5 separate regions of the Mus musculus genome follow, and all the other regions are linked to region 1. The links are chromatin loops, found by intact Hi-C in ENCODE. Cell type or tissue: gastrocnemius. All regions are shown on one strand.

Region 1 (5,000 bases):
GTTTCAAGAGTTGTGAAGACAGGATGCAGGATAGAGGGGTCCCAGGAAAAATCTCACACATACACACACACACACACACACACACACACACACACACACACACACACATACCAATGTGGTTTTTTGACAATCAGCTCTCATTCAGGCTTATACTTGAAAAGGAAGCACACTCCTATGCCTATAAACATATCACGTACACACACACACACACACACACACACACACACACACACACACACACACCTGTACAAAGACAAAAGAGAAATTGAAAAAAAGGTTGTAGCATCTGCGGTTTCTTACTTATCTGTTTCTTATTTTTTGCTGAGCTGACATGTCGGTTTCCGTGGCAACATAGAGTGGCCTGGATAACATGTGAAGTTAATTTCAGAGAGGTCTGCAGAGCCAGGCAGAACACTTTCAATGAAAATTCCTTCTTTTCTCCCAGGAACTATAGCCCCTGGTCTCCAGGAAGAATTCGTGCATATGAAAACAGTAGCAAAGATACTCTTTTCAGTTAGAAAAGTAAAAGAAGTCCTACTGTTTTTAGTTTTGAGATGCTAAAATTAGCAATAGGAGAAAAAAATTTCCCATCCTGTGCTGCGATTAACTAGTATGAAAACTATCCTGAAAGGAAGTATCATCTATCCTCTACAGCAAAGAACCAATTGGCTTGAGGGCTCCCATCAAAGTGGAAGACAAGAAAGGGGAAACTAAAGGAGGGAAGTGTATACAGATAAAAGCAAGGGCGTGAGTTAAATAGGATTTAGAGCACATGAAAGCACAGATGTGTTAGATTGTTCTATGATTCTTGCTCAATAGGAACTGTGAATTCACCTATGCCAAGCTGTCAGAAAAACGTGTATCTTTTTAAACACATCACCAGAGCACAGGAGCATCCTTGGAACTGGCAATAGTGACTGCATAAGGAGACAGGCAGATGTCATTAGCTTGCTCTCCCTGTGCTTATGAGAGGAGAGTCTAGATGATGCCAGACGTGACTCTTAATGTTGAGGCAGGTGTTAGGTTACCATGGGAAGCTGGAGTGAAATAGTAAAGAGATTTGAGTGGAGAAATACAGGAAGGTAAAGCCGGATGCATTCTCAATGGCCCAGCTGATGAACGAAGTTGGCAGGTGGGGTCTCAAGTGAAATGGATCAGAAAGATAGGAGAGGACCAGGACATGTTCAGTCGCTGAGGACATGTTTGAAGTCTTGTATGTCAGAACAGGAGCAGATGACCGACAAGCCTAAAGACACCAGGCATGCTTAATAACATGACATAGAAGACACTTGCCTTCCTCCAGTATTAGCATATCAGCTCCATGGATGGTGAGTGACTGCTGTGGCTATGGAGCTCAGAGTAGACTCTTTCCACGCACGTGTTGAGAGGATGATAGCCCTTGGGTTGTTTGCTAGAGACATCATCTAAAGTATCCCTGGCGCGGCCTTAAACTTTCTAAGTAACTGAAAATACTATTGAATTTCTGATCCTCCTGTCTCTACCATCTTCAGAGCTCTGGGACCACAGCACTAGGTAGCTATGCTTGATCTATGTGGTAATGGAGATGGAAACCTGGACTTAAGGTGTACTAAGTAAAAACTCTGCAAACAGAGCTAAGCCTGCAGCCCCAAAAGAGTGCTAGTTCCTACAGAATTCTACAGAAGCCCATGACTAGTGCCCCCTGCTGCCATCTCCATGGATGTCAAAGGGGTTTTAAAGATGTAACTAAGGTCAATTAGTTGTGTGGGCTTTAAAGGTCTAATGTAGTGACAAGAGTCCTCAAATGCTGAGATATGTCCCTAGATAACAGCAGAAGAGAACATCGGGGAATGAGCCATGGATCCTGATCTCTCAGACAAATGGATTCCTAAGAGAGGCCTCCAAACAGCCTCAAAACCTAAAAGCTGTCCCTGAAAAGCATTCCACAGGAAAAGGGTCCTGAGTCCGATGGCAATCTAAATCTTGGCTCATGTGAATGAGCTTGGGGCCGTTTCTACACAGGGTCCTGGTGAGTGCAGGGCTTTGCCTTCCTGTGGAATCCTAAACAGCAACACTAGCCCAGCCTGCCTGGTGTTCTTTTTCACACATGTAACTGTGAGTGTTGCTTGGATACTGCAAATATGGTCCAAATAAGTTGCAATACAGCAAGAAAACTAGCAAGTTTGACAAAATAAGCAAGTTACAAAACGGTACACATACCATGAGCTTCTTTTTATTTATGTATTCATGTATTTAGGGATTTGTAGAAGAAAATGAGTTAAAACACATGCACAAACATAGCGGGCTTTTAGGTTGGTGCATTAAAGTAAGATGAAGAGGATGTCACCACACAGGAGATGTCACCCACACAGGAGATCTGATAATTCCTTTCTTTTATGGCCTAAATAGCATGGTATAGAGTTTTGTTGCTTTTAAAGATTTACTTTTGCATGTGTGTATGTGTGTATGTTGATGTGTGGGCATACGCACCTGCGTGCAGGTGTCCATTAAGGACAGAAGAAGGCATCAGATTCCCTGGACCAAGAATATACAGGTTAGGTTAACTGCAAGAGCAGCAAACACACTTAACAGCAGAGCCATTTCTTTAGGAGTAGATTCAATTATTCTTCAGGAACCATTTGAACCGCACCCAATCATTTGAATGAATCTTTCAGTGTTGCCTGATCACATGAGGTAAGCTTATGACTTTGATATTTGGTGAAAATTAAAGTTCAAAACCCTAGCCTTATTCTTGTGTTTCTAAATGAGATGATTTCGTTTTGGTTGTTTCAAATCTAAAATCTGTGTGATGATCCTTGCAAGTTACAGTCAATGAAAAGACAGTAAATTCCCCCAAATGGTACAATTATTAATGAATCTACAGAATTACCCATGGGGCATGCAGACTAGATTATAGGTCTTATATTTATCAATGTTGAGTTCCTAGAATAATTTCCTATTTGGTTTTTCTTACAGTTTTTCTATGATCAGGTTTTAACATTGCCTGATGCTCTACACAATTCCTGGTACCTATCAAGTATTTATTAATACTTCTAGTTCAATTAATGCATTAAACAATTGATGATGGAATGCAAAGGTTGACAGCTGAGACAATGAAGACTGCAGTCACAGAATGCTACCACGAGATGTCAGTGTAAATAGGAGAGCAAAGCATTTCAGGAATATTCTGCATCATCTTCCAAGGCTCTAGGGAAAACACATCTGCAAGACTCTAAAGCCAGAAAACAAAGCGTTAGAAATGAATTTATCTCCCTGTGCATGAATATATTCAGAGCAACTCCTGGTTTATAAAGGAAAGTATCCATGCTGACCTTGCGACCCTAAGAATAAACCCTTGGAATTTCACTTCGGGACAATTCCGTAAGTATAGTTTTATTTCCCACTTTTGCCATTTGTCTGCCTCTCTAGGGCTGGCTGGGGAGGGAGTATGATTAAGGAGAGACTAATGAGTTCAATCCAGATTCCACCTCTTGTTATTTCTGAATGAGGACAAAGCATTGGACTTTCTGAGTTTCATTTTGTCATACGAAGAAAGAAGAAAACTGATAGGCAGAGATTATCTGTGTCACATGACAAACACTTTGATTTCAGCAGAGAGCATTCTCCAAAGATTAGTTCCTGGTGTGTGCTGAGATCATGAAGGAGGGCTTTTGCTGCAATTCTGAAAGGATTTGGTTAATGAGCCCACAGTAACTCGTCTTGGAAAACTCTTTCTCTACTGAGTCCACAGCTCTGTGAAAAAGTCTATGTGGTCCCCAATGATAACTTCCCTTTTCCAAAGCACACTCTTGTTGAGCACAAAGATTGATCACTGCCAGACTCTAAAAAAAGGTTATGAGTGTGATTGTCTCTCTGACTTCCTGTGGTCTCCATAAAACCTCCAAGCTCAGTATTCTAGGCTCATAAAAATGTCCTCAACCCGTTTCTCATTTGCTTTAATGACATTTTCTAACAGTTGACATTGGCATCTCTTCTCTAGGGAAAGTGTTGTGAGATTTTCTTTCCCCTTCCCCAGAATAGCTGCTGAGAACAACTCATGAACTGGAATGCAGAATGCACAAGTTACAATGTCTATCTTCCCATGAAAGGATGCATACTTGGAGATATGAGAACTCTACCTCCCCCGCTGTAGCACCAGGCAGGGGACCCATGGGTCAGCACACATCCCATCCCAGAGGACCTGGTACTCTCTGGCCTCCAGTGCTGTGCTCTTCTGGGGAAGGAAAACAGAGTAGATGACAGAGGAAGCAACATTCCTTAGCATCTACTGCATGGGCAAGAAGCTTTAAGAGCTGTACATTACAGATGAGAAAATCTTAGTTTAGAAAGAACCATTCTATTTTGTTTAAAATAAGGACTCACTTCACATGGCCAGACCACTTCAAGGAAGAGGAGACAAAAACATACCTGAGTAAAAATAGCTCTGGGAATGGATGCTATCATCATTCTGAAACATAGGATATTGTGAGCATACAAGGCGGCGATGGGAAAGTGCCAAATAGCATCCTGAGACTTCAAGGACAAAAGAACCAGTTCTGATGAGGAACTGCTTAGATACTGGCTGGCAGATGCCAGACCACCTCTTTACCATCATGTATTCTGGGCTTGCTCTGTTTTGTACGTTGAACTCTTATAAGTAAGGCCTCCTACAGACTGGCCAAGCAGGAATTCCAAGCAGAGTTAAGCGTTCCTACATTGATACGAAGATGAGAAAGTTTTAATGTCTTTTATTCCAGAGGCTCTCAATAAAAGGAAAACAAAAATGGATGGACGGACAGATAGACAGACAGACAGACAGACAGACAGACAGACAGGCCAAATTTAAGAGTAGTGAAGGACAGGTTGTTACAGTGGCCTGATAGTAAACGCACCTTCCAAGCAGATCCTTTGCCTAACAGAACTTCCTGCTTAGTTTTACAAAATAACTATTGCTGCTCCCTTTGGTTTCATGTAGCAGAAGTATTTTTCTGATGATTCTCCTGGTTAAAGTGTATTCTCTA
Region 2 (5,000 bases), 900 kb after region 1:
CAGGTGTGAATGCTGTGTCATTTCTTGCTGGCTTCACAGCTACACAACACGAGGCCTTTGCTGTTCAGCCCCATGTCAGCTAATAGGGGCCCTGGAGGCAGTTTGCCCTGCTCAGCTAGAGGGAAAATCATCACACAGAAAAATCAGCTCCACCTGTCAGTTGTGGTTCCAAAGACAGGCAGCCCTTCCCTTCCCCTCTGCTAAGCGGCAAAGCCTCTCTAGTTGACATTTTTTTTGAGAGATGGATTGAGACTGACATTCTAAGCATGAGAGCAGGGGAAGTTACAGACCAAAAAATAATAATGATAAAGCAGACTCAGCCCTGGAAAAACACAAAGCACCATATGTCTACAAATAAATTAACAAGCCGGCGCTGGGAGACGTCTCAGTCAGTGAAGTGCCTGACTGCAAGTGTGGAGACAGGAACTCCAAAGGAACTCCAAAGGCACCGCGGAGGCAGGAGGATCCCCGGGGCTCACTGGTCAGCCAGTCTAGGGGAAGTAATAAGACTCATAGTTCAGTGAGCAACGATGTCTCGAGAAGTCAAGCAGAGAGGAGCAGCGGAAAACCCCAATGGCATCTATGTGCACAATATACTCACCTCTATAGACATATATACTCACTCCACCTGGACAGCACAGAAGAGCTGACCCTAGCAGTGGGGGCGCAGGTGAGCCAGCCTGAGGGGGGGGGGGAGCGTGGAAAAGCTGGCCCTGCCACTCATCTGTCTGCCACGAGGTGGTGTGTGTGCAAGGGTGACACTCCATGACGGCCCCTCACTACCTGCAGCAGTCAGGAGAGCTGGCCCTGTTCTTCCCAGGCTGAAGCACTTGGGAGACCAAGACCCTGCACCTGACAAGCAGGGCTCGTTGCATCCTTATTAGCTACCGCTGTGGAACTTACCCATTTACTTAAAACTGAGTGTCAGGGATGCCCAGAGGGCCACCTCAATGACAAACCTCTTTCTACCCCACTCTCCATTGGGAAGCATCATGAAGCAGTATAGCTTGTCTTTCTTCCTGAGGAGCAGGGCCCATAACTCCTCCCAGGACAGCCACTCCTGGAATGGCTCTTCACAAGGAACCCAGTACAACCTGGAAGGAGCTGCAACCCTCGGGGTTGATGGACTCACATTACCTGATGGTTACAAGTGCCCTCTAGAAACCAAGACTTCCAGAACCGTGAGACTTAACACTTTAGGGATCAGGAAAGCCCAATATGGTTGCTGAATGACAAGGAGCAGGCCACTCTTATGTCACCTTTTAGCTCCAGGCTTCATAGATCTACAGTGTGTCTCACCTGGGAATTTCTGTGTCTGTTTTCTTACCCCCCTACTCCACCTTTGGCCAGAGGCTCCTGGAGGACAAAGTCCATTTTTGCATGTTTCTGTGTATATACTAAGAGAAGTCCTATTGTCTGGCATAGAGGATGGGGGATGGGTGGAAGGAAATGTCACTTTCTTATGTATGGCTGTGATGTGTGTTTATTTGTACACAGGCACACATGTGTGCATTGCGTGTGCATGTGCATTTACATGTGCAACCTCGGGTATCATTTCTCAGATACTCTCTCCCCTTGTTTGTTTTGGGGATTTTTTGGTTGTTTAGTTGTTTGGGGGTTTTGTTGTGTTTTGTTTTGTTTTGTTTTGTTTTGTTTTGAGACAGGGTAGTTCACTGGAACTTGCCAAGTAGGTTAGACTAGTTAGACAATGAACCCCAGTGAGACAGAACCTTTTTCTGCCACCCCAATGCTGGTATTAGAAGCAAGAGCCACCAAGCCCTGCTTCTTTTCCCATGAGTTCTGGGGGTAAAATATAGTTCCTTGTGCTTATAAGACAAGCACTTTACTGGCTAATCTGTCTCTAAGTCTTAAAGATACTTTCTTATGCCATGGCTAACACATTTTTGGAACATCTGCCCTATTTTTTAAATACCAACTACAGTCCTGATACTGAATACTGAGTCAATAGGTCAGAGTGTCCCATTGGGACCAGCACAGGATACCTGCAAAACAAAAGTGGGAAGTAAAGAGCCAGCAAAGTTAAAAATATTATGACAGTCCATCTGTGGTCAGAAAGAGAAAAGGCATGGTGATACTGGCCTTTCCAAGAGACTTGCTTGGCCCTTGGGAAAATCGGGTCTGAAGTCAAGACCCATTTCCCTGCTGGGCAAAGCTTTCTTTACTTGAAAATCAGAGCAGACAGATCCTCAGTAGAGGCCACAGACAAAAAGTAGGTTTCTGTCCGAAAGGCCAGGAGTTCTTCGGGCTTGGAGCTGGGGGAGAGAGCGCTTGTAGAGAGTATGCATGGCTGAGGGTGTGTTCTCTGAATGTCTTTCCTTGGCTAGAAAGAACCTGGAGGAGAAGCAGTCGGGAAACATTTGGGAAAGGTCTAAAGTCACAAAGGAGTCCAGGAGTCCTCTGTGCAAAGCCAGTAGGCAGCCCATGAGGCATTCACAGGAAACAAAGAGAGAGAAAAAGAGGTCAAAAGAGCCCTCCAACCCTGCATTCATCATTCAGTTCGATCTTCAAGGAATCTGCTGACTGACACAAATTGTTTTATGTGACTTTCTGCCTGGGACCTGAAAGGACAGGCCCCTCCCAAGAAGGAGAAGATGGGGCTGAATGGGGGCGAGGCCGCGGGGGCGGGGGAGTGGAGAGACACAGGAAGCCACGACCTTAGTTCCCACGGGGGTGTTGGGCGCCATCTACTGGTAATCAAAAGAACCACTCATACCTTTTGAAGAAGGCTGTTTCTTAGAAGTGGGTATGTATGCAAAGGGAAACAGAGCCTTTCTCACTGTAGGGAGCCAGCTCTGCCTCCCCTGAGCGTGGTCTCCCGACACATAGCAATTATTCTACAATGAGAATCCAGGGTTCAAAGGCCATAGTTAGTCTGCCAAGAGCAAGAATGTGCACACTGATTGCCGCTAAGAGTACCACTCCTTATCCTAAATTCAGTAGCTGAAAGTCTTCCTGCAACATCGCTTGCCTTGTGAGTGGTTGAATGTGGCTTGAGTAACTGGTTCTTTTGTCATACAGCTGTAAGAATCCAGCAAAAGAGGCAAAAGTGAATGCAGAGATGTGAACAGTAGCTGCAGCAGCAGGCGGCTCTCAGGATGCCCGGGGCATAGCCACCCCTGTGCCTTTTTCATCTACAGCATGACAAACATTTCAAAGTTCAGGGCTGATTTCACTCCTTTCTGACCCCTGCCCTGCACTCGGCTATCCTAGACAAGTTAAAGAAAGGAGAAAGAACAAATCAAGCTGGCTAAGCTGGTTTCACACTTCAAAGACCCTTGAACCAGTCTGAGGTGACAGGTAACAGACCACCACTAAAGCTGTGAAGGAGCATTGAGAGTGTAATACTTTATTCCAGCTGCTTCATTGTCTCCTGGCTGGGAGCAAGACCCTCATTGTCTCAAAAGTCCTGTGATATTTGAGCCTACCTTGCCTCTGTTTGGCTGTACCAACCCCTCCAGCCAATCTCCTCCCCACCCGCCTCCCTTCACCCAGTGCCTTCCATCATGTTGGTCCTTCTGCACACAGCCAAAACCACGGCCACTGCCTTGGTCATGGTGTCTTTTCACAGCAATAGGACAGTGTCTAAGACACCTGCCCACCTCAATTAGCAATCAAGACAATTCCCAAAGATATGACCACAGTCCAAGTACCCCAGTAATTGATCTCAATAAGTTTTCTCATTAATCCCTCTTCCTGAGTAATTTCAGGTTGTCAAACTACAATGGAAATAACTACTGACCTGAGATTTTCACCTCTGTCCTAAGACTCCAAGACTTCCATTGCAATGGCCCCTCCAGGAAGGGAAGAAGACACCAAACATTGCCAAGCGTCAGCAACAACACACCTGTGGCTTTAGCTGCTCCTGGGCAAACATTTGCATCCTTTTCTGACAGAGAAAGAGAGAAGCTCCAAGAGGGAAAACCAGTGGCCCAAGAACATGCTGCTTGCCAGTGAGCATCAGGGCTCTCTCCAGCCTTGTAGTGCAATGAGCCTGCCCCCTGCACTGCTTCATGAGGGCAGGAGGCCAAGAAGATAGGCTGACCCTCTTCTTGCACTCTAAATGACTTCTTTCCAACTTGTAGTCATGCCGATGAATGACATTAACTCTGCTTTAGGATTTGTGGGTTCCTTCATGTATTCAAACGGACATAGCAGAGAAGAAGGCTGCATGTGTATATGTTATTTGCTCACTAATCACTCATACTGTGTGCCCTGCAGACCACAAGACACTGCCTGTCTTATCCTAGGCACATCACAGGGAACAGGGGACAGAACTGCCCGTATCTGGACCAAAAGGCAGTTCCCCAGGCAGTTAAGGTTGACAGTAAGTGTGCTACTTATTTTAATAGACCTCCGAAAAGGCATAAAGGCAAGACCCTATTGTGCCACCTGTTAGACCAAGTTTCAGCCTAGCAATTGCTTGTCCTGCTCTCTGGGCCAGCTCTATCCTGGCTGTCTCAGAAATACCTCATGTTATGAGCCCAAAGACACTTCATCCTGTGGATACAGAGAAACAGGAGACTCCCGATGCATGATTTCCAATAGAAAACACAACCCAGACACATACAGGAACTCCCTTCTACAGAGCAAAATCCCAGCTATGGTAGAGGTGTTTGCACCTGTATTCTTCAATTTCTGATCCAGTAAAAAAAAAGGATCAGGGTGTGTGTGGCTGCTGGGTATCAGGTCTTCTGTCCTAGGCAAGGGAGTTCCAGCAGAAACAAAAATGAATAAAATCATCTGGCCACAGGTAACTTGAAAACAGACAAAAACAAACAAATGAGCAAACAAAACAATGACATACAAACTGAGAGGGAAAAGCCATTGATCTACCACTCAGAAGTGAACCCTGAAGGCTGCAAGACCAACCTGCCAGGCAAGCCATACCCACTGGCACAATAGTGGCATGAAAGTTATGGGGGTAACCAACCACTTTCTGATTAGAGCTGAGCCAGGTACAGAGGAAGGAATTCATGCCT
Region 3 (5,000 bases), 190 kb after region 1:
ATGCTTAACGCAACAGAATAAGGTTACTAAAACCACTAGCCTATAACTGAGGCTGGGCTGCTCCTGGCCAATCTACAGGGGACTTCAACCTCCTTCCCTTTAGCCATTCTCAACCTGTGAGTCGAAACCCCATTGGCAAACCGTTATCCTTCCAAATAGTTACATTACAATTCATAACAGTAGCAAAGTTACAGTTATGAAGTAGCAGTGAAGATAATTTTATGGTTGGGGGTCACCACAACAGGAGGAACTGCATTAAAGGGTCGCAGCACTAGGAAGGTTGAGAACCACTGTTTCCAGAGCTCCATCAGGCAAGGTCTGAGGATGCAGTGAGGAGCAGCTGGATCACTCTGACTCTGGATCATGTGCTGAAGCCAGTGAGCTGTCCTAGGAACCAGGGCAACTCAGATAACAAAGCACATACCGAAGTCAGCTTCAAGCTCAAGTTCGTTCTTTAAAAAGTACTAAGTACAAATGTCAAATGTCATCTACATGCCTAATGCAATCCATGTGTTTATGGATCTGTTTTCTTTACATTATGACATAAGTGGAGTATATGGTATGTGTGTGTGTGTGTGTGTGTGTGTATGTACCAGGAGCCCTAGGCACAGAGGCCAAGTCAGTCACATCCAGACTGGGTGCTCAGTTATCCCATGGAGCCCGTTCAGCCACTGATACTCAGAAGGCTCCATCCAGGTCGGTACAGCCAGCTTCTACTTCCTTCCACAGCATCAGCATCCAAGTCAGGACAGAGGAGAGGGGAAGAGCAGCCTGGAGACAGGGTGGAAAAGAAATGCAGCCCCAGAGGCTCTCCCTGACCTTGCTCCTCCCCGGAACATCCTCGGCTTGTTTATATCACTCCTAACAAGGGTCGAGGCAAGTGGTCTGGATTCTATCTTTAAACACTGATCTTCCGGGATGTTCTCCATGTGCTGGGACAGAGGGAAGTGCGACAGGAGACTTGGGCTGCAAGCCCCAGTGCCTGAGGTCCTATTGTGCAACCACAGGAGCTACCCAGTGCCTCCAAGCCTGACCCTTTATCTCCTCTCAGGAACGGAGCTGTCTCTGCTTCTTTTTCCAGGACTGAGTTCAGGGAAGTGACCTTTGCAAACAGATTTCAGAGTAGACATGAATGAATAGACTTTTCCTGAAGTCTCCTAAACAGTCTGGGGGGTGATGAATTTCCCAGGCAAAGAAGTTGATTTCCATAAAAACCAACAAGAGCATCTGTGGACCTGGTGATTCAAATAGCCCACTAATCATTCAGGCATTTAAAAGACATTCAGGAGCACTTACTCTGATAGAACTCCCAAATTAGGCACTAGGGATGTGTCCATAACAAGCAAGGCCACAACCATCCCCTCTGTTTTGCTGAGGATTAAAGTAACTCAAGACAGGATATCCCAAAGAGCCCAGTGTAACAGAGCTGACTATAGCATGGTAGTAACTATACAGATCCAAATGTTCAACTGAGATTCCTGCTCTCAACCCCAGAGCTGAGCGGTGCAGACAGAGGAGCAAGTATAAATGCAAGGCTGGGCAGATGGGACCAGAGAAGATGCTGTGCCCACATTTTCCATTGGGACTTCTGTACTTGTTCACCCTTGCTTGAGATGCTCTTGCCTAGTATGTGGGTTAGCTCAGCCTTGTCTCTCAGATAATCAGGCTATCCATTATTGTGTTGGAGGAGACAGGGATGATTTATGACGAAAACATTTATGAAAGTGACATGGTGATAGGAGGGGGAGACAAGAACAATGGGGACTGAATAACTATAAACTCCAAGGAAGGCAGAAGCCTAGAACAGACCACATTGGACCAGGGAAGCTAGATCTCCCTGGGCCCACTTCTGCCTGTCTCTGGCTTGAGAAGGTAACAAGATGAGTTGCTTTAGACGTCACAGATAGACGATGCTCACAAGAGGGTAACCTGTGTACTCAATGATAGGCAACCTAGTGCCAGGCCTGTATCATCATAGCTCAGGGCCGAGTAGGGAAGCCAGAACTAGCAGAATTCTATTCCCCTCCCAGCGCCTGTGGGGCAGCAAGATCCCCCCTCAAAAACCAGGTCCCCTCACCCATCTCCAGCACAGGCCCCAAAGATCCTCCAACTACCAAATCCATTTCGCAAAGTAACCCAAGGCTCTTTCAATTGTTTCTCTCCCATGAAATATGATGTAATAACTACTATGAAAAGGGCTTTTCTAGCTTCTATATTCCTAATCATTCTGCAGCTGTCAGGCCGTTATGCTTCCTAGAGGACACCCTTACAATCACAATGCGATGATCTGAAAAGCAGCAGTACCCATGTAGCACAGACAAGAATCGCCAGACGCTGGGATTCAACAGCCTGCCTTTTTGTGTCTCATAAAAAAAAAAAAAGAAAGACTGGGCTTAGGCTATGCATGATTCCTATCAAATAAGGAAACAGAGGTGGGGAGAATTAAACACCCCAAGGCACACCCAAGCTAACTGAATCAGAAGCTCACCTGAATTCATGTCAGGAAGATTCGGGTGTCACTGTCCCCTCCCAGTACATCATGGTACCATGATCAAAAACTAAAGGTGCTGAAGATGTTTGCAAAGACATGGTGCTAAGTAGATGGAGACAGGGCTCTTCCAGTTTCAGATTTATCCTGTCCCAGATTTATTGACATACAAAGCCATCCTATGAGTTAACTCAGTGCCATATATAGTACATGGTGTAGATAGAGATGTAGAGATGGAAAGACCCATATACTTTCTAGATGAAAAAGGCTAAGCTATCAAAAGCTGAGGAGACTTGCTATCTGGCAAGTAAAAGCAGAGCTGGTATTCAAAAAAAAATTTTTTTTTACCCTCTATTATAGTGTCCTACCTATGACAACAAAAAGAAAGAACAAAAGGAGAGAGAGAGAGAAACCAGCCCCCAACAACAAACCATGTTTTGCTTTCAAACCCTTAAGCCTCACCCTGAGCTCCTGGCAGGAAGAAGAGAGGACAGGGTGGAACAGAGTGGAGCTCAGCCAGGAGTTCAGCAAAGTGGGCCTGACAGGGACAGGAAATCCGGGCGCAGATCATCCAGAGCTGCAGACTAGGTCAGCCTCAGGGTCCAGGGCAGACTAAGAGCCAAGAAGAAAAGATGGGCTACTGCCAGGCTGGCCTTACTCTGTTCCTGAAAGTGTACCCTCCATAATCAGGCCAACTGTGCAAGAAAAATCCCCACTATAGTGAGTCACAGAAGGTGCCCAGGAAAGAACCATCTAGCACTGTAGGTAGCATGGCTCAAACTCTGCAGCCCTACCAGACCTGGTCAGGCTGCTACATGGCACAAAACAGTCCTTCATTTAATCTTGTTTTAGGTATGTACAGATTTTTCCAGTAATCAACTGTGAGCCACTTCTGCTCCAGGGCCAGTATCAGTGGTTCTCCTGTCTGGAAGAGCTCACGACGGATGGCAGCTGGCCCACAGTCAAGAAAACCCTCCATGGTGCAAGACAGATGTCAAAAGGAAGGCAAATGCCAGGGAAGCTAAGCCACAGTATCTTGTACCAGCACACAACCCAGGACTGGTTGTTTGCACATATTGGATGCTCAAGACAATTGGAAAGACCCCAGCAGCTGAGAAAGGTAAAGGACCTGTCAAGACATGGCTAGGATGAGGAAGCCACTTGAGTAACACACCCACTGCAATGGAGCCTCCGGCATTGTGGGCACACCTCTGACTCACTGAGGCCACCGGATACACAAGGGAAGCCATTCCACCTGGAGTGTCATTCTACTGCTTGGAAGATTCCACAGAAACCACAGCTTGCAGCCCTCAGGGCTTCCTGACTCTTGTCACCATGGAAACAGACAGGGAAACCCGAGCTGGAACACAAAGCCACACTGATTCCCCATTCACCACTTGCTTCCTGCACTTAGAAGTGGCTCCTGAAGGATCTGTCCTACCCCAGAGCAATGGATTGATTCACGTCTCGGAAAAGCTTCTCCAGGATCGGTGCTTGTGAGCGAGCATGCCCTTTGGTTTTGACATTGTACCGCTCAGGCTGGGTATCTACCTGAAAGCTCCTCTCTAAGCCTTGGGCATTCCCTGGGCCAGAAGAGGATGCTTCCCCTGGCAGGCAGCCCAAAAACTAGGGATCCCTACAGATGGCTTAACCAACAAGTTCAGGGAACCAAAAAGTCTGGCCATGTTTTAGTATTGACGTGTTTCAGATGTAGAGAGTATAGCTTCCAGTCTCACTATCCCTGGTTGTCTTCCTTGTATACTTCTCGCCATTCGAATATGGTTCCAACAATTGGTCTAGAGAGTCCATTTGTGGGCTTCAGGTCAAGAACAAGATCAGGGAATGTATCCAAGGCCCTAGTCACCTGTCATTCTCATTACTGGTTCTCTAGATGAGCCCCACCCCACAACAGCTCTTCTGCCCCACCCCCACCCCCCTATCCCCAGGTGCCTCTTTGTTCCACACTCCAGCTGCTGAAATAGTGAACTGCCCGTCCCATTGTCTTTCCCATTCTGGGCTTTCTTTTACTGATGCTTGCCCCACCAACATCTAGCACTGCAAGCAGACAAAATAAATACTTAATAAACATTTGCGAGGACAGATGATTTCAGGATCTAAGCCCCGCTTCCTCCAACCCTAACATTCATATCTAGGATTCTTAAAGAATAATTAAGAGCTATGTCTGGAGCCCAGAGAAACTTCAAACAGATTGGACTTTTCCATTGGCTAGAGAAAACCCCACAAGGACTGGAAAAAGCACATTTGGAAAATGTTTCTATCCACTGCCTTCTATATCTGTTCAACACAGACAGGGATTTTTCTTATAATATGCATCTTCTTGGGTGTGAGGGACTATTGATACATCCATTTCACCAACTGTCACTCATTATATAATTAAAATGCTAAGTCCATATCATACAGTGCTGTGAAAGAAACAGAAGCCACCCATGGAGTAACAGGACTGCCTGTGGTTTTGCTTAATTGGTGGTACCATCCATAAATGTCAAAACTG
Region 4 (5,000 bases), 930 kb after region 1:
TAGTTCTAAGTGCATTTGGGCTTTACTAATGCTGAAGAGACTAGGGTTGTGCACAAAAAGAATTAAAGCAGAAAAACACGTTGGCTGGCTAGAGTAGTTGGCTACCATGAGTGAGGCCCTTAGTTCAATTTCCAGCACTGCTGTATGCCTGTAATGGAGGTGGTGGCAAGCAGGAAGATCCAAAAGTCAAGGCTGTCCTCAGTCACATAGCATGTTACAGCTCAAAATAACAGTAACATTTTGGGCTGCATATACATATATATATGTGTGTGTGTGTGTGTGTGTGTGTGTGTGTGTGTGTGTGTGTGTGTGTACACATACACGCTTCAGAGGACCTAAGCTTGATTCCCAGCAGTCACATTGGATCACTCAAAATCACACGTGACTCCAGTTCCAGGGGCATCCAGTCCCCTCTCCTGGCATCCACAGGCACCAGGCACACTCATGGTACTTACATACAAGCAGTCAAAATACTCATACACATAAATCGCTTTACAACTAACAGGGGTGGTGATAACTTGGTTCAGCTCCACAACATTTTGAAGATGAGTCTTTAAACTTGAGAAAACTGCCCTGTAGAATTTGCCCGCTTAGCCTTTGCTGGCTTATCCGAAGAAATAAATGTATAGAGAGCCCGTGAATTGGCCACTGGGGAAGAGCCTGATGAAATACACGTTGTTATTCAACCAATCCTATTACCATCATTATTTCCATGCTGCCTGGTAGACAGAACCCAAACTTCAGTCCAGATCTGAGTCACTTTCAGTCAGCTAAGGGATGGATCACCCAATCAGCTAATGCTGGGGGGTTGGTTTGATTTGGGGGGTTTTTTTTGTTGTTTTTTTGTTTGTTTTTTGTTTTTAGATAATCCTGAAAAATGGATCAAGATGACAAAGAACATTCTGGAAAGAAAGCACAAAGTCCTGAAATGAAAATATAACCCATTTCTTCTCAGCTTGGCTCTGCAGACCATCTCAGAAAAGGATGTTTTTACAGAGCAGAAACGTGACTGGCTGCACCTCCATTTACACTTCTTTGTTACAAAATGCATGTGACTTGTTGGGGTTCCAGCCTCGGGAGAAATCGGAGGCACTGGTGGTTACTTTCCGAAGTGAAACTTCCAACCACAACCTCCGGTGCACAAAAGGCGGAGTGAGTCACAGGAAGAGGCCACTTGCTTGCAAAATGCATTAAAAGTAATGCAGGCTGAATGGACTTCCTGCACCAATGAACAGATAGCTGGCATCGGGACAGGCTCCTCGAGGCTCCCAAACATTTCGGGGAGGACGAGACCATTAGAAATCTGGGCACATCCACCTCTACCCTGTTCCCTGCGTTCTCACTCTGCCCAGGCTGCCAGACCTGCTGTCTCCCAGGCCTGTGGCTCCCATCTGAGATTCCCCAGGAAGGCAGATCTGACTGGATGCTTCCACAGGGTCAGAAGGACACCTTGTGACTTAAGCAAGCACCTGTGGCTCGGTCTCCAAGATCCTTTAATACAAAGAGGTGAGGTGGTCTTTGTAGCAGCTTCTCCCGGTTTGAGCAAGTGGGGTGGAGCTGATGTGAGTCCTAGGCTGATAGCATTACAGCATTCCTGAGCTGGCCAGATGACAGACGTGAGCCCGGGCCTGGGCTGCAATGGTCCACAACATGTGAGTGCATCCGAACCCCATAGGACTTATTAAACTATTCTCGGAGGCCCACACCCACTGCTAGGGTCGGTAGGTCTAGGATAAGGTCCTAAACAATTTTATTTTTAACAAACTCCCAGGACAAACTCCCAGAACCTCCAGGGCCACAAAGAACAGATTTTAAATCTCAACAGACTGGCCTCCAAAGCTCACTTAAAGATTTGGGCCTCGGATTGAGCTCATCCAAGGGACATCCGCACTGAAACAGTCCCCTGAAGAAACTCCCCTGCCTCCACACAAATCCAACCCACAACCTGGCTGGTCTCCAAGCCTGGGACCACAGGGAAAGGCCTTTGTCAAAGCAGAGGCTGTTTTGAAAGGCTATTCGGTCAAACAAGAACCAACTGTGCCCCCCTGTGGCCACCGGCTTTCACTGACTTCCAGGATCAGCTTCTCTGGTCAGACTCTGCTTCCCTTTGGGGACCAAGCCTGGCTGTACCACAAGTGATAGCAATTATCCTCTTTGGTGCTACAGGATAAAAAGAGAGGTTACAAATGTAAAGTCTATCCTGGGGTGTAGAGCATGGACTTGCCTAGCATGCATGAAGCCCTGGTTCAATTCCCAGTACCAAATAAAAGACACTCATTGTGGCACATGCGTGCAATCCCAGCACTGGGGGTGGGGGTGGGGTGGCAGTAATGATCTAATTCAAAGTCATCCTTGACTATAGTGTTTCAGGCTATCCTCATGAGTCTGTCGGAGACACTGATGCTGCGAAGATAGCTCAGTGGATAAAGCACTTGCCAAACAAGTGAGGGGCCCAGCATTGAAATCCCCAGAACCCACAAAAAATTCAGATGTGGTGGTCACCTATAATCCTTGCAACTCACAAATCAGAAATGGAATCATTTTACAAGCTGACTTGAAAAGGGAAAACCCCTGGTGTTCCCCTGTACTGGGGCATATAAAGTTTGCAAGACCCTGGGGCCTCTCTTCCCAGTGACGGCCGACTAGACCATCTTCTGCTACATATGCAGCTAGAGACACGAGCTCTGGGGTACTGGTTAGTTCATATTGTTGTTCCACCTATAGAGTTGCAGACCCCTTCAGCTCCTTGGGAGTGGGTAGGTAGGGGAGCAGGGCGGGGAGGGTATAGGGAACTTTCGGGATAGCATTTGAAATGTAAATAAAGAAAACATCTAATAAAAATAAATTTTTTTTAAAAAAGGGGAAAACCCCGGAGACCCGTCACCTCTCGTATTTCAAGGGAATGGGCACAGTGCTGTTCACACTCCAGAACCATGATAGAAAACACAGATAGACAAAGATGGTCGAATGGAGTCTCAGCTCTGATGTTGGGACCAAAGGCCTCCTGAAGAGAGTTAAGTCCCAGAACCTGTTTCAAAACTGGGCCTCTTTAACTTTCCTCTATGACAATTCCATTCCAGGACCGACCGCACAGGGGTCACGAAAGCTGTCTCAGAGCTGATGGTTAAGACCAGTCCCCCCCACACACACCCAAATAGTTTTTGGCTTCTGATGCAAAATGGGAATGTGTTACTCTTTGAAACCAGACCAAGCCCTTCAAATTCCCAGGTGAACAAAGCTCGTCTCTGGGAAAGTCTAGGCATCCAAAAACTCATTCTGTCTGCATGGGGGTATGAACTGCGGGGACACAGGAGAGCCTTGGGTACCACCATGGAGGTCTGGTGTCAAAGGATAAAGAGAACACAGATGAATGAGTGGCCTATAGACAAGTTTATCCTGGTTTTTATTTCAGATAAGAGAGCCTCAGACACTGCAGTCAGGTAGCATAGATCTGTGGAGCTGTCCGAGGGTTTCTTCTGTCTGTAACATGTTGAATCTACAGACACCCGGGGACCTGTTAGAATTTGGACTCTTCAGTTTTTACCCAGAAGTGCCATTAGCATTTAAGGATGATACTCTTCCATGCCCTCCATAATCACCAAGGCCAACACAGCAATCCGCAGGAAGCCTCCGGCCATTGCTAGTACAGTGTTAATAGGATATGACCAACCTCAGCTCAAACTAGTCAAGGGCTTTGATGGACTCCTTCAAAATGAAAAACTAAGGACAAATATCCAAAAGAGGGGGACAGGGTCTATGAGGTGAAGACACCTCAAACATGGCAAACAGGACCTGTGAAACACTATGTACTGAACCTTCTTCTCTGCCTCCTGGCTCCTCAACACTCCTTCCAGGCCAGAGAGGAGCCATGGTATCTCAAACAGGTCTCTCAACTTGATGATCCAATGTGGGTTGTGCAAGGACCACATGCAATCTCTTTAGTGGAAAGGACGCATTCATATCTCTCAGGAGTAAACGGGGTTGGTATGATACCTGTATGAACTCAAATAACAGCAAAGGTCTTTACTCCCATAGTGAAGAGTTCATAGCCATAAGGAGTCTTTTTATGTGTGTTCCCAGTCCATTTGTGTACAGACCGTCGAATGGATGTGCATGACTTATATGCCCATACATGTAGGAACCAGGGCCTCCAGTGTTGTTCCTCCTCAGGCTCAGTCCTGAGACAAGGGTCTCACACTGGGACCTGGGGCTTGTGGATTCTACTGGGCTGTCTGTCTAGCCAGCACCACGGATCCACCCATCCTCATCTCCCGGGCACTGGTATAACAATGCACACTGTCATTAGGCCTCATTCATGGATAATGGGGATAGAACTTGGATGTGCTTGCTTGCATGGCAAGTACTCTTACTGCCTGAGCCATTTCCCTAGCCCACACTAAGGGTTTTTTCCCCCTTCAAGTAAATAACTAAGTATTGTATATAAGAAACCAGAAAAAAATAAGAGCACCTTAAGAACTTATAAAAATAATTTAAAGTTCATATGCCTGATTTTCAGAAGTCTTTCATCCATCTTGTTTATTACAGAAATTTCTAGCTCTGCATCAAGCACAACACAGTGAAATATTATATTGATTTTTTTTTTAATCATCGCACCGGCATTTGCAAACACACAGCCAACGTTGTAAGTAAAATATTCTGAAGTAGTGATCCGAACCTGAAATCCAAAAGGAAAGTATCTGACGACAGAAGCCTGTCTCAGATGCGCCAGGTGGGTTCTCCTTCATCATGTGGGATCGCCATTTGAGGACATGTTACTATGGAGCAAGTCGCTCATTTCCATGAGCAACTTTGAAATGTATGGTACCCATATAGTATCCTAACACGTGACCTTGGGGCCTCTGGGTTTAAGTGCAGATGCAAATAAGCAACTTGAGAGAACCGGGGTGCAGCTCTCATTTGGATCTCACAGGGAGCCTAACAGTAGACGTCCACATCACTGCCTGGACAGGGCTCCTGAAGATTTTCACAGAGATCATAGA
Region 5 (5,000 bases), 210 kb after region 1:
AGGGGGAGGGGCTCTCTGCCGATGATGGTGCATATTTCATAGGAGAATGACAGCTCAGTGGAATTCATTCATTTCAAAGGATGACTGTCCTATTGTGCAGTGTGTGGGGCTCCAATCAGGCTCTGAGTTGCCTACTAAATTTAATGCTTTAGCTGGGCATAGTTGCTCTTGATTACAGTAACTTGGAGAAGATGCAAAAACCCCCAACACTTAGTACATGCAAACAGCAGCATTTAAAGAGTCTCTGGTTTCCTCTAAAAATCGGAAATAAATAATCTCAGAACTGCCTTCTGAGATCTTCACCCACCCGGTTTTTGCAAGGAAGCGCTCCAAGTCAGCACGAAAGAAGGTGATTTCACAAAGCAGCCAGTGATTAATTGAGGAAAAGTGTAATACAGTATTTGTAGCACAGCTGTGCACATTACCCATTTTAAAGGCAGCACAGTCGCACTTCCACCTCAATAAATAAATAAATAAATAAATAAATAAATAAATAAGAAGAACCTAAATTTAAGTGGTAATGTATTCTTGATCTACATCTGGGGAAGTCCTGTTCTCCACTGCAGTAGGAAACTGACTGTAGTCAAATACTTTGTTATTATCCTTCCTTGGTCCTCTTGTCTGGTACTCGGTTAGCACACACAAAGACACACTGACACATAGAGACACAAACCAGTTACTGTTCAGGGTCAAAGACAAAAAGGAAATTGAAGTGTCCTTCTTAGTACTAGCCCAGGGGGCTCTAAAGGGCAGTCTCTAAACAGGCAAAGGTGGCCTTGTGGGTGCAGGGGAGTAGCAATGGGGGTGTGCAGTCAGGGAGTCTGAAGACGCGAAGAAACCTAGACAAAAAGAACCAAAGGATTCGTTGTTCACCCAAAGGTGCGCAAGGGGCGAATTTCCACCCCAACCTTCCTTTCCAGGCTTCAAGCCGAAGAAAGAGCTTTAAAACTCCTCTTTTCCCCGGCTAGAGCCTTGGTCTCAGCCAGAGGGGACACTTTTTGTGTCTCTTTTAAAAGGCCACCTTTGGAACAAAGGTTTAACACCTGCAGGCTGCTAAGAACAATGGCTACAAAAGAAACCAGAGGAGCAGCGTTTGAAAACCAACCGGGGATTCCCTAGTCCTTGCAGCGAGGGGAGGGGAATCGACTCAGAGAGAGAAATGCCCAGGCAAGGGGAATCAGCCCGGTGCACCCGAGCTCTACGAGCCTCCTAAGGGGCACGCGTGTCCGTGCCCCAGTTCAGATTCGCCGCCCTCCCTTCCCGGATCTCCCCAAAACGCCCCCGCTGCAGCCCGCCTCATTGTCTGAAACGGTCTGAAAACTTCGCAACTAGTCGAACGTGGACAGACACACAAATAAACCCTCTTAACGAGGCCACGCATAATGATCCCGGGAGTCTTTCGCCCCTGGACTTGAGAGCTTTCCGACCTCCCGCACCGTCCCCGGCCCCTGGCAAAAGACCCAGGATGATTTTTTTTTAATTTTTTAAAAAAAAAATTTTAATTTTTTTTAAGCAAAAAAACAAAACGCAAAAGCAAAGCTGGGCTGGTTACCTTGCAAACCAGCTCCTCTCCGCTGTGCAGATGCACAGCGCGGAAAACGTGGTCTCCCTCCAGAGGCTCCAACAGTAAGTATTTCCCGATGCAAGAAACGCAATGCGACAAGTTCGGAGTCTCGGGCGGGCTCGGAGAGCCAAGGTTCGGGCTGAAACTCTGGCTGGGCTCAGCGGACCTTATAGACGACAGCTCTTCGAAATCCTGGGTTTTGTTCCGCGATCTCCCATATCTCGCTATTGTGATAGGGGTAGACCTGTGTATGTTCATGAGTGTGAGGATCGCACACGACAAAACAAACAAACAAACCAAAAAACCCCTCTGGAGAGATGGATGAGCCGCGCCGGTGCAGGCGCCTCGGTGCTACCGACTTAAAAGGATCAAGAAGGGAGGGGACCCGTCTGGGGCTCCGTGGAGGAAGAGTTAAGAACTAGCCCCCAGATGGGCGCTGCAGGGCTGGTCCCCGGCTGCGAGCCCCGCTCCCGGGGGTGCTCGCTCTGCGGACAACTCGGGTCCTTTTGTTACCCAGAAGCTGCCAGCGCGGTGCAGAACCGCACGCTGGACTCAGTGGGTCTCTGTTCGCAGCGTGGATCTGGACGAGTGAGCGTGCCTCTGGGGTGAGGAGCTGCAGCGCCGGGCTTCTGAGCGATCCCCAGCTGAGGATCCGCAGACCGGGCGGAGAAGCCCTGCGTGGAGTTTGTGCAGTCTTCAGGGAGCGCGCGGCGCCGGCTCGCCCTCCACGCGTTAGAAACCAAACAAAAAGAAAAAGGAAATAAGCTCGGGTCTACCGGCTCACGCCGCGCGGCAGCCAGAATCCGCGCTGCACCCCCCTCTTTTTGGTGGAAAGGGTGGGGGGCGTGTAAGGGGGGTGCTAGAGAGGGCAGTTACCTAAGTCTTAACTGTAGATGGCGTCTGAGGCTTTTCCAAAAAATCGCAGAGCTGTCTCTCTCAAGAAAAAAAAAAAAAGACAGAAAAAAAAAATTGCAAAGGCGCTTTTAACTTGGGGCGGTCAGCAGTGGCAACAAAAGATTGCAAAAGCTGAGTAGGGAGTGCGCGGAGTAGGGCAGGCACAGGTACCGCGACAAAGCCCAAGGCAGAGCCCGCGCGGTCAGCACTAGCTCTTGCTGTCGCTGCTCACGTCCCAGATCCTCCTCCGATGAAGCAAGAAGTGCGGGCGGTGACCTGGGGGGTACCAGCAGCAGGAGCTTTCCGGGGGTCCTGCAGGAGCTGCCAGCAGATGCTCCCCGGACTCCGTCAACCCGCGGCGTTCCTTTTCCGCTGCACAACTGGGTCTTGAGCCTTGAAACAATTTGCAAACCACTCTTGTCTCCCGATGCCTTGCGACCAAATTGCACGGCGGGGTTTGCTCTGCAGGAAAAATAAAAATCGACGGCTTGTCTTCTTTTCTTATTATTTTTTTTTTCTTGCCACCCAGAAGTAGGAGAGGACCGTGTATTTAAAAATTAAAGGGGATGGCCACGGCGCCCTAGGCCAATCCCGGCGCTCAAGCACGCCCGCATCCCCGGGCGAGGCGGTATTAATAGTTACTTACGTGGCCGGGGATCTCGGAGCGAGCCCGGCTGTGTGTGCGCGTATGTGTGCGCGCGCGCCTCGCTTGCTCGCGCTCGGTCTCCCCATTCAATGTCACCGACACATTTCCACAGAGCCCCCGCCCTCTTCGCCGGCCCCGCCCTACCCACGCCCCGGCCCCTGTCATTGAGCCCGGAGCCCATCAATCAGCGGCGCCGCTGCCAGTGCGCGCGCGGCTCCCCTGCGCCCGCCGGCGGCCAGGGCTGCTGCCGCCACTCCTGCAGTGCCCCCACTGGGGGCGCCAGCCTCGCCCCCGGATGGCTCGGCCAGGCGCGAGGTAAACAGTGCTTTATATCCTTCCGCAGTCCAAGGGCTCTGGGCTCCCCTGGCCTGCTGTTCGCGCTGCAGCGACAGGGATGCTGGACTGTGTATCTGCCACCGTCGCCACGCAACACCGGCAGGCTCAGGTCAACTTTGAGACTTAGATCCTCTTCCCCGGGATTTTCCGCAGAAAGCCTCGCATCTTCTGGGTACCGGGCACCCCTCTGCTGCTATGTTAACCTGAACAAGCAGTTCCCCGCGGGTTTTAAAAAAAATGAAGGATTCTTGCAGCCCACAGTCTCTAGAATTAGTTTTATTCTTTCTCTCCGGTTGCTTATCATTTCAACAGAAGTCCATTGTGAGCTTGTAGTTAGTGTCACCACCCCTCCCCCACTTACCAGTTATAGGATTGGGGATCCTTTCAGAGTCTTTTGACTTCAGGACAAGGTCTTTGGGGAGAGCTCAGGAACACACACCTTTGCACCCACACTTCCAGCAAAGGATGTTGGCTCCTAGCCAAGGAGTCAGGCTTCTCCAGCCCCGGCATCTCAGTATTTAGGCCAAGAACACATTCAATACCGGGTTCAACGGAAGGCTGCACTTTGACCCTTGCTTATTCTTAACTTCCTGGGAAGGTTCTGGACCATTGGCTTGAACAGACCTGGGGAAAGTTCAGACCACAGCTTAAGCCTCTTGACTTTACCTAATGCATCCTGGTAAGAGTAGCAATGTAGCAGGGGAAAACAGAAAGAGAAAGAAGCAACCAAGGTCTGGGGCAAGACTGCTGGGCTTACTCTTGAGTTTTTACCCGCATAAGGCACCTCTTTCTATGAGGGAGGTCACTCTGTAACAATATTCTGCACTACCACTTTTGAACAGAAATAGAGAACTAGTTATAATTATACTTAACCGGGACAATAGTGGCTCTAATGATCAGGAGTTCCCTGAGGGTTGTTTCAGAGTAGTGAATGGACCTTGCTTGTTCAGCTAGCCACCCTAGAGGACAGATCTTGAGAAGAAACTAAAATGCCCCATGTCTTCTCATAGATCTCCCATCCTTCTCCCCACTCATCTGCCTTAAACTCAGACTCTGATCCCTAAACTGTCCCTTAAGGGGACCACAGCTTGAGGAAGTCACCATGACTACAGAGTAGTGTGCCATGCAGTCTCTGCCCAGTTCAAGAACAGGTCCTAGACAAACAATCTCTACAGAGGATCCATTGAGAAAGGTTCCCTGGGGCCTCTGTTGGGTGACTGTCACCAAACTTTCTTGTAGAAGTTTGAGAAACTTGTGTTCAGCATCAGTTTTCAGATTCAGAAGGAAACTGAATTCGCATGGGCTTTTTTGGTTTGGTTTGGTTTTTGTTTTTGCTTCTTTTTCTTCCCAGGATCTCTAGTTTTCGTCTGTTAAATGACAGCCCTGCGTACCTCATGTGACCCCTAGAACTGCAGTTGCAGTTCTAGGAAATATATGAAGAATTATGATAGTGTTTCTCAGCCTGTGAGTTGTGACCCCTTTGCGGTGAACAACCTTTTCACAGGGGTCACATATCAGATATTTACATTCTATGCATAACAAAAGCAAAATTACTGTCAT

The links. Hi-C counts contacts between places; a loop is a spot of excess contacts. Peaks named below come from ENCODE experiments on the same cell type or tissue, not always from the same donor. Only the 100,000 strongest peaks of a DNase experiment are listed, where the experiment ranks them.
Region 2: it touches region 1 in a loop (5-fold over the local background); 13 of 42 quality-filtered maps call a loop at or near these places.
Region 3: it touches region 1 in a loop (2.9-fold over the local background); 4 of 42 quality-filtered maps call a loop at or near these places.
Region 4: a loop joins it to region 1, with 4 times the contacts of the local background. A loop is called at or near these places in 15 of 42 quality-filtered maps.
Region 5: it touches region 1 in a loop (8-fold over the local background); 18 of 42 quality-filtered maps call a loop at or near these places.

The regions. Positions count from the first base shown.
Region 1 is chr12:15,603,144-15,608,143 of GRCm38, forward strand. Gm40287 (a long non-coding RNA gene) reads left to right here and starts at 3,190. Exons shown (of 6, transcript XR_872503.1): 1 at 3,190-3,360. In gastrocnemius, a CTCF peak has its summit at 3,122 (motif pointing right); no DNase peak of the experiment used is centred here; H3K4me3 peaks cover 829 bases; H3K27ac peaks cover 2,196 bases.
Region 2 is chr12:16,506,869-16,511,868 of GRCm38, forward strand. No RefSeq gene overlaps it. Among named protein-coding and RNA genes, the nearest start is that of Lpin1, 80 kb to the right of the region's middle. In gastrocnemius, CTCF peaks have their summits at 752 and 2,700 (motif pointing left); DNase peaks (open chromatin) are centred at 501 and 2,663; H3K4me3 peaks cover 360 bases; H3K27ac peaks cover 1,016 bases.
Region 3 is chr12:15,797,344-15,802,343 of GRCm38, forward strand. All of the region lies in intron 2 of Trib2 (tribbles pseudokinase 2), which reads right to left. It overlaps Mir6387 (microRNA 6387), which reads right to left and starts at 3,758; the gene lies at 3,651-3,758. In gastrocnemius, no CTCF peak of the experiment used is centred here; DNase peaks (open chromatin) are centred at 3,073, 3,454, 3,818 and 4,082; H3K4me3 peaks cover 1,401 bases; H3K27ac peaks cover 4,517 bases.
Region 4 is chr12:16,531,445-16,536,444 of GRCm38, forward strand. It overlaps Lpin1 (lipin 1), which reads right to left. Exons shown (of 21, transcript NM_015763.4): 21 at 4,225-5,000. Among named protein-coding and RNA genes, the nearest start is that of Lpin1, 56 kb to the right of the region's middle. In gastrocnemius, a CTCF peak has its summit at 2,055 (motif pointing left); DNase peaks (open chromatin) are centred at 1,289 and 1,999; H3K4me3 peaks cover 463 bases; H3K27ac peaks cover 1,802 bases.
Region 5 is chr12:15,813,679-15,818,678 of GRCm38, forward strand. It overlaps Trib2 (tribbles pseudokinase 2), which reads right to left and starts at 3,107. Exons shown (of 3, transcript NM_144551.5): 1 at 1,553-3,107. The coding sequence starts at 1,822. Gm5432 (a long non-coding RNA gene) reads left to right here and starts at 3,259. Exons shown (of 3, transcript XR_001780551.2): 1 at 3,259-3,419. In gastrocnemius, CTCF peaks have their summits at 2,439 and 3,376; DNase peaks (open chromatin) are centred at 22, 1,282, 1,699, 2,309 and 3 more places; H3K4me3 peaks cover 4,117 bases; H3K27ac peaks cover 4,579 bases.